Linked DNA regions of Homo sapiens: all the other regions are linked to region 2. The links are chromatin contacts, found by Hi-C or POLR2A ChIA-PET in ENCODE. All regions are on one chromosome and are shown on one strand. The core of a region is the stretch at or near the end of the contact, and the rest is flanking DNA. Distances in the headings are between cores, read along the strand shown.

Region 1 (2,700 bases), core at 133-2,632, 2.8 Mb after region 2:
GCCACCTGGAAATTCCCCGGTGTTCAAGGATGCAAAGAGACTTCGTAGAACACAAGAGCATTTTAAACGGCTCAGAACGAATCTTTTGAAAAAGCCACATTCTACTATCTTTAAAACTGAGCACTGAGATCAATAGAAAAGTCTAACTACAGACACGAGCAACATCACGTGGAAAATGTCTGCCCTAGGAATTTTTACTGCCTTGACGAGGCCAGCGACTAGATGAGGTCTCTCCGAAAGCTCTTCAGCAGTTTTCCCCTGTCCACCCTTTCGCCTCCTCCCCGTGGAGAGCTCGTGGAAAGACGCGCGAGAGGGGGCCGGGTGTACAGGACTAGCACTTGCAGGCGGAAGACCAGGGCCACAACATGGCAGCAGGAACCTCCGCCCCGTTTTTCCCTTCCTGGGAACAAAAGAGCGGAGCATTCCTCCCACCCAGGCGCAAGTTAGGGAAGTGCTTCCGACAACCTCCCCGCGAGGCCCGGGTCGCTCGACGGGGAGGAGCAGCTGAGGCCACCCCCGCCAGCCCGGCGCCCAGCTCTTTGTTCTCCAAGCAGGAAGGCGGCCTCCTGCCCACCCGCCGCCTCCAAGCGGGCCCCCTCCTGCACCATAAATCCCCCCGGGACTGACAACCGCCTCGCCACGGCCTCCTCTGCTGACAAAAGGGGCAGAAATCATCACTCTCTCTTTCCTCCCCGACGAAGGGCAGCCCCTGCCGACTCCAGGTCCTACACACCTCCCCGCCGGGAGGCCAGGCTCCGGGACGCCTGCGGTTCCCTGGTCCCGCGCCAACGGCCTGGCCTTCCCTGCCGGCCCGCGTGCCTCCCGCCACGGCGCTAGCGGTCCGAGCCACGCTCCCTCGCCGTCCGAGCACAGCCGTGCCTCGGTCCGCCACGGCCTCGTCCCTGCAGGCGTCGGCCATCCGGCCATGACCGCACGGCGGCCTGGCCAACACTGACGTTTTCCTTCTACTCCGTCAGCAACAGGAAGAGAGAACAAAAGCCAAGACTTTCCAGGTATCTGAAGCGCAGAGGAAATGCTAAAAAAGGGTCGCCCCACCCGGCTCCGCCTGCGGCCGCCATTTTGTACCACTCGAGAAGAAGCGACCAGGGACGGCGGCCATTTTAGAGCGCTCCACTCGGCGGCGGCAGCGGCTCAACTCACCTTCACCGAGAACTCAGCAGCTGCCACCGCAGCTGCCTCCTCAGGATCCGGTCGTCGGGGATAGGGAAGGGAGGGGAAAGGGGAACGGAAAACAAAAAAAAGGGGGAGGGAAGGGGGAGGAAGGAGTCGGGGACGGCCTCAAACTCAGCTCAGAGGAGTCGCTGCTGCAGCCGCCACTCGGTACCCGCTGCCACCTCCATAGAGCTCCGACTCACTGCTGGCGCTAAGGCGTGTCTGAAGCCGAACTTATCACTCTTGGGGCAGCCGAACCCACCAGAGTCTCCCCGAATGGCTCCTTCGCCGCCCAATCAGCGGCCCGGTTGCCGTCTGCCACCAATCCGCGCAGGGCAGCGAGGAGGAGCCACAGGGCTGAGCTCGGTTGCGGCGCAGCCCCGCCGCAGTGCGCAAAGCCATATTCGCGAAGTCTCTGAGGCTGAGCCAGTGGCGTAAGGGGCGCCGAGCGCTGTCGAGATGAGGGTTGCGTGCGTAAAGCCGGAGAGCCCTTTTGAGTCTGCGTTGGCGTGGCTGCTGCTTCTTGCTCCAGTCCCTTTGTTCACTGAGTCCATATGCCATGCTCCAGTTGTATCATCCCCTTTTCCCTCGACCTCGTTTTCTCACCGGGAATATGGGAAGAAAACGCACCCTTACCTCCCCCGAACCCTGTGCGTGGCGAGTGAGCATTGCTTTTCTTGGCGCCCCTTGGAGCTGTGGCTGCCCTCGCGTGCCTGGCCTCTCCCGGGGCTGAGCCCTTCGGGTTGAGGCCTGGAGCCCCCGGGCGCAGCGCCGGGACACTACCCGGCTCCAGGTCCTCGGCTTCGGCAGCCTTAGGGAACCCAGAAAGTAGTGGGGAGGAGGCGAGACGTGCGCCCGGATGCCAAAGGGGAGCTTCATTCAGCTCCTTATTGGCCCACCCCCTGCAGAGTGAATGAGAAAGTGATGAAAGGAAGGGGTTGATTTTCTTCGAACCGCACAGAAGAAGCTGCTTTTCCCATAGGAATGTCCGGCTGGCGGTCACCGAGGAAAACACCCTGTGTGTCAGACTTCCGCGGGTGTTTGGAGGATTTCGAATTGCTAGCTCCTGTTTTTTTTTGTTTTTTGTTTGTTTAAGTGCACGTTAAACATTGTCAGTTGTGTATTTTCATTTTATTTAAGGTTCACCATAAGAAATAGGATTAAGCTTTTCAAAGCCGGCAAGTTGAACTATTTATACTTACCAGGTAATGTATTGATGAGTACCTTATTCCATCGTTTGCGACATTGTAGCTATACTAAAATGGAGTCATACTTCCATAAACTTAAACAACAAAAATGTCCCCATCTCCATTTTAACATGTAGTACTTTTACAGTGTATAGTCAAAGGCAAGAATGTGTGTGTTTTAACATGAATGACTTTTAAAGTGTTCAGTAAGAGGCAGGATTTTCAAAGACCCAAACTTAACCTTTGATGTGTCAAAACAGCTCTTGGTATTAGAGCACCTGGTCCTTAATACAATTTTCCGGAAAATTGCAGTTTTTCCTACGACATTTAAATGTAATAG
Region 2 (2,700 bases), core at 151-2,650:
TCCAGGTCATCAAATCCAAGAGTTACTTTTCAATCTTCTTCTGTTTGGCTGTTCACCTTTGTTTTGGTGAAAGAAAGAATGCATGTCTACACAGAGCATTTACAGGGGAGCAGCGTCATGTGAATTCTAATAATGGAAGATTTCTCCAAGGAGAAATCAACTCTTGGGCACAGAATCAGGGATAAGAAGTTCAACCTCACCTATCCACTTGCCAGCTGGACACTAGGACTTGACCTAATTAAGGGAGTTGACAGTTTTTTTGGTGTTTTGTTTTGTCTTTACAAGCAGATGTTATCACCCCATTATACCAAGAAGGAAATTGAGGCTCAGAAAAAACTTGTAGATTGCCCCAAGTTACACAGTGGGTTATGGTCAGAGCTCCCTCCATCACATAGTGATAATAGCTATGACTTAATAACTACTGTATATCAGGCATGTGCTAAGAGCTTTACAAGGCAATACCTCATATAATCCTCTCCTAAAGTACAGACTAGTTTATACACCTTATTACAACTCCACTTGAATGTGTAATGGACATCTCAAAGGTGACACATTCAGAAATGAAATCAGGATCTTTTCCCCAAAACCTGCTCTACCTACAGCTTTTGCTATCTCAATTGATGGTGACTTCATCCTACTAATCGCTCAGTACAAAAAAAAAAAAAAAAAATTGCAGTCCTCCTTGACTCCTCTCTTTCACACCTCATATACAATTTCTCAGGAAACCCTATTGAAACTACCTTCAAAATATATCCATAATCTTCCCACTTCTCAGAACTTCTACTGCTACCAGCCTGGTCCCAGCCACCATCATCTCTCACTTAGATTACCTAGTGGCCTCCCAGCAGGTCTCCCTGCTTTTCCCTCTCTCGCCTCCCTCTCCTCACCTCCCCTCACCCTCCAGTCTCTTCTCAAAGCAGCAGGAGAAATCCAGCTAAGTTCTCCTTCTCGCCCATTGCAGCCTCGAGCTTCTGGGCTCAAACGATCCTTCCGCCTCGGTCTCCCGAAGTGCTGAGATTACAGGCGTGAGCCACCGCGCCTGGCCTTAAAATCCTTTTTAAAGGCACTTTGACATCCATTATCTCATTTAAGTCTAAAACACGAATTTCGACCTCCGCGCTGCTTTCTGGTTCCACCTGGCGGCAGCTGCACAAAGTGTTTCTCTTCGAACGCCGTCCCAAGTTTTACCCGGAACTACTTAGCCCAGGGTTTCCTGAGTGCTCCTCGGGCCAAAAGCAGAGCGCACAAATTCCAGAAGAAATTACCAACGGCGGGACTATTTCAGTGCTCCGAGAAGTATCACCAGTAACCAATCAGCAAAAAGCTCTAGCTCACGTGGTGTATATTCAGCCTATCAAGCTCCTGATATTCATGAATGCTGTCATTTCCGCTTCCGCCTCCTTCTTTCTCGACAAGATGGCCACACCGGCGGTACCAGTAAGTGCTCCTCCGGCCACGCCAACCCCAGTCCCGGCGGCGGCCCCAGCCTCAGTTCCAGCGCCAACGCCAGCACCGGCTGCGGCTCCGGTTCCCGCTGCGGCTCCAGCCTCATCCTCAGACCCTGCGGCAGCAGCGGCTGCAACTGCGGCTCCTGGCCAGACCCCGGCCTCAGCGCAAGCTCCAGCGCAGACCCCAGCGCCCGCTCTGCCTGGTCCTGCTCTTCCAGGGCCCTTCCCCGGCGGCCGCGTGGTCAGGCTGCACCCAGTCATTTTGGCCTCCATTGTGGACAGCTACGAGAGACGCAACGAGGGTGCTGCCCGAGTTATCGGGACCCTGTTGGGTGAGTGGTCAGAGAAAGTTAACATTCTTTTCTTCCTCCCACTTCTCATTTATCTCACTCCCCTAACTCATTAATTCTTTAATTCCTGGTGTCCTACCGTCCTTTCCTCCCATCCCCAATGACCTCTTAATCTATATCTGCATCCTACCTTTTGCTGTGACTTATCTTCTCAAGCACTTGCATCTCTCCTCTCTCTCCTGCCGGATTGCTGTCACTTTAAGCGACATAAAATACACAAGGAGTAGTTGTGTCATTTACTGAATATTTTATGCCAGTGGTTTACATTTATGCCAGTGGTTTACATTTTACATAAACAGCAGTTTATGGCAAGTATGATGGGCTGCATCTACCAAAAATGAGTTCACACGCCGAGTGGGAAGTCAGGAACCCTTGACTCCCTATACCAGTGACCACATATTTCTCCCTTATCCACTGACTAAATGTCATCGTTTTCCAGGTATTGACAAAGTTTTCTAACCAGTTGTCAAAGGAGTGGGGACGTTTGTAAAAAAACATTCCTCCCAACAAGTAAACCGGTTTGGTTGGAACCCGCTTGGGATTTTATAGTGTTCTGCTGTCCTAAACGTCTGAGCCTGATCTGTGTCCCTCAGTGTCCCCTAATATTAGTACCTAATGTGAGAAACCCTGTTCCCCCATTTTGCATTTGGACGCAAACAGTTGTATTATCTGTTTATATTTCTGCCCTTAACCTTCAGGTCGAAAAATGACCCATTCTCTGCCTGTGTTCCAAATTTGGGGAATAGATATTTTATGTTAAAGTAGTTTGTAAAATGGAAAAGCACTAAAGAGGGATTGTTGATAATAAATTCCTTTCTGGAGACTATGCTGGTCCCATGAAATTCGTTTCCATTCCATCTTAGTGCCAGATTTTAAATAGCTTTGTGAATCCACTTTATTTA
Region 3 (2,700 bases), core at 201-2,700, 2.5 Mb after region 2:
CCTGACCTTGTGATCCACCTGCCTCGGGCTCCCAAAGTGCTGGGATTACAGGCATGAGCCACCATGCCCGGCCGATATCTTTCTTGATGAGACATAATTTGATTCCGTCCTCTCCTGTCTTTTAGAGTTTGTAAGGGGTGCTTAAGTGATAAAAGGGGATGCAGTCTAGTCTCGGGCAGGAGAAGCGGGCCCTGTATCTGGTTATCATAAATTGTCTTGATGTTTGTTCGAAAGGGAAATAAGGCTTTGAGCTTGGGATCAGTGCTCTTCAGTCCACAGAGACATCTTGGCTGCAAGAAGCAGCAACAAGTTAGGCTCAAGGTGGAATTGTGAGGTCCTGAGAAGAGCTTGCTCTTCTGGGACAGAACTGTATTTTTCTTCTAAACTGCCCATGTTCTGGGGAGTCTTCCCGCCTTTTGGCTTCAGCAGGACCCTTGGTCATTGTTACAACCTGTGTCATCTTAGTGGAGCTGCTGCTGGTTTCTGTCTGAACCCGATGCAATGGGTCTCATACCTGTAAACTGGGCTCCAGGAAGGCAGCTTTCTCTAAGTTGGAAAATGAAGACTCAAGGTGGAGGGTGTTTCCCAAAGCCGATACCACAAGATATTAATAGGTGTTTTTTTCCTATGACAGCAGTTCTAGGATGGTCAAATAAGTGCGTCGGGTTAAACAAAGTTAAGCAGCTTTCTTTACTGCAGGACTTCTCAGGTGTTGAATTTGCTAGTAGAAACTGTGCATGAATACCCATAAGGGACTACAGGATGCAGTGTTTTCCAAGCCTTCTGACCTTTCATGTTCTGCAGACTGCACTTTGAAAAATGCTTGTTTAGACTAAGGCTAGCTGGGATCCGGTTAAAGGTGCAGAATAAAATTCCCTGAACGTGTCGGACTTAAATCCTTGGGCTGGAATCCTCCCACTGCAGTCCCCACTCTACCTCCCCTTTCCCCAAAACACTAGCAGAAAAAGTCATCTGCCCCTCCTCCTTCTGGCAGAATAGTACTAAGGGCTTGGATTTTTTTCTCATACTGTAAGTTCATTTAATTGTTTAATGAATAAATATTACCCTCCCTCTAGGTTGCTTGTAGCCTGCTGGTTGCACTGTTTATGAAACAGCTGTGAGGACAGGTGGGCCGTAATCTCTGGGTAGCTAAAGCCCAGCAGCAGCCCGAGGATCATGTGTCAACCCTGTAATACTGCTCTGTGCACACAGGAATTATGATGTGAGCTCAGTAAGACACAACCTCACGATTGGACATGCGGAGGTGACTCAGGCCCAAGTCAGGGTTACAGCTAGCCTCCCGGTAAACAACTGACCCATCCTTCCTGAGCTCTTCTCCCCAGGATTTCAACAGCACCACAGAAATAGCCATTTTGCTCATGGTTATTTCCCAGGACCACAGGATTTGCCTAAGTCACTGGGAGGCTATGTGTCTGTTCTGAGCCTTCCCACTCTCCTAAAGGGCAGATGAAGATCAGAGCTTTGCACCCTGTGATGCCATTTTAATCAACCCTGCTTGGTTTTAGAGGATTGCTCCTGTGGGTCACTTGAGGCAGGCTCCACCTTCCCCAGGAGGAGTGGCAGAGTCCAGCCAGCGCTCGGAGCTGGAGGCCCACGTGGGAGCAGTGAGCGGCTGTAAGCAGGGGAGGGTTTGGGGTGGGCTCCGGTGGGTCAGTTGGGGTGTACTCCTTTTCTGTGTGTGTGGATGGGGGTGGGGGTTCTGGTAAAGCTTATCAGGCTTCGCAGTCACCTGTGATGTGGGCTTCCTTCTGGGAAGAAAGGAAGGAGTGGGATGGGGCTGTCAGCTTTTCATCCTAGCCTGCCCCTGTCCTCTGTCCGCCTCTGTGCTGAGGCAGTTCCTGCTCCCTGAGTCTCTGTCCTTTCCTGGGAAAGGTGGAAGCAGTTCATGGTCTTTCCCTTTCAGAGGAGGAGGGGATGGAGGGGATTGTATTAGCAACTGGGATTGAAGCTCCCCCTGGCAGTTATGGGGTGCCCTTGGGAGGGCTGCTTTAGGGGGGCTTTCTGAGAAGAGGCAGGTCGGGCTGTACCTGAGACCAATCCCCTTGATAAAATGCAGCCAGGCCTGAAGCACGTTCAGAACGGAAGCAGCAAAGGTGATGATATCGCTCGTTGCTACTCAGCTTTCAGGAGGAGGCTGGGCGTTAGAGGGAGGCTGTGGCTTATCTCCTGCAGCTGGGCAGGACGGCTGAGTTTACTGTTGTAAAGAGGAAGCCGCCGCTTTAGTTTCCTCTTGTGAGGGCTGTGAAGAGGGCCAGGACACTGCATTCAGGATACCACAGCCATTTTGTTTTGGATAACTGGGATTACCTGGGGACTTCAGGGCTCTTGGAAATTTTCCACTCATATTTCATATTCACGAGAGAATTTCCAGCCCAGGCTTTTCCTGCTCTGGCTCACTGCTGCTCACAGATATGCAAAACAGAGACCTCCTACTCCAGCCGGCAGACAGGACCCAGCCAGCTGCACGCACGCACTGACTCAGCTGAGCCTCCTGGGTGGCAGGCAGCACCTCACCCGGGTGCATCACTTGAGTGGCATCTTCAGGACCAGTCATGGAGCCAGGCTCAGGTCTGTGTCGGGGCTTCTGCAAGGGGAGTCTGGCAAGAGTAGGAACCAGCTTCCTTCGTATAACGAGGGGATTTCAGTGGCACTGGGCTTCCTTTCTGGAGGGACTGTGGC

Evidence for each region. Hi-C counts contacts between places; a loop is a spot of excess contacts on that map. ChIA-PET counts read pairs that join two places held with the same protein, here RNA polymerase II (POLR2A). Pooled maps may share reads with other maps.
Region 1: a map of CD4-positive, alpha-beta memory T cell shows a loop between it and region 2 (11-fold over the local background). The contact joins the promoter of EIF4G2 here to the promoter of EIF3F in region 2. A Hi-C loop is called at or near these places in 1 of 168 maps with a recorded cell type or tissue (CD4-positive, alpha-beta memory T cell) and 6 of 50 pooled maps. POLR2A ChIA-PET finds 5 or more read pairs at or near these places in 1 of 52 experiments (B cell).
Region 3: a map of CD4-positive, alpha-beta T cell shows a loop between it and region 2 (10-fold over the local background). The contact joins the promoter of AMPD3 here to the promoter of EIF3F in region 2. A Hi-C loop is called at or near these places in 2 of 168 maps with a recorded cell type or tissue (CD4-positive, alpha-beta T cell and naive thymus-derived CD4-positive, alpha-beta T cell) and 7 of 50 pooled maps.

Annotation. Positions count from the first base shown.
Region 1 is chr11:10,807,544-10,810,243 of GRCh38, forward strand. It overlaps EIF4G2 (eukaryotic translation initiation factor 4 gamma 2), which reads right to left and starts at 1,383. Exons shown (of 22, transcript NM_001418.4): 1 at 1,162-1,383. It overlaps LOC101928053 (a long non-coding RNA gene), which reads left to right and starts at 1,754. Exons shown (of 3, transcript NR_120540.1): 1 at 1,754-1,823; 2 at 2,314-2,378. RefSeq lists enhancers at 156-235, 966-1,225, 1,736-1,785, 1,861-2,467 and a silencer at 1,506-1,555.
Region 2 is chr11:7,985,937-7,988,636 of GRCh38, forward strand. EIF3F (eukaryotic translation initiation factor 3 subunit F) reads left to right here and starts at 1,401. Exons shown (of 8, transcript NM_003754.3): 1 at 1,401-1,780. The coding sequence starts at 1,417. RefSeq lists enhancers at 1,036-1,215, 1,099-1,638, 1,639-2,177, 1,646-1,695.
Region 3 is chr11:10,453,814-10,456,513 of GRCh38, forward strand. AMPD3 (adenosine monophosphate deaminase 3) reads left to right here and starts at 1,451. Exons shown (of 15, transcript NM_001025389.2): 1 at 1,451-1,635. RefSeq lists an enhancer at 2,326-2,375.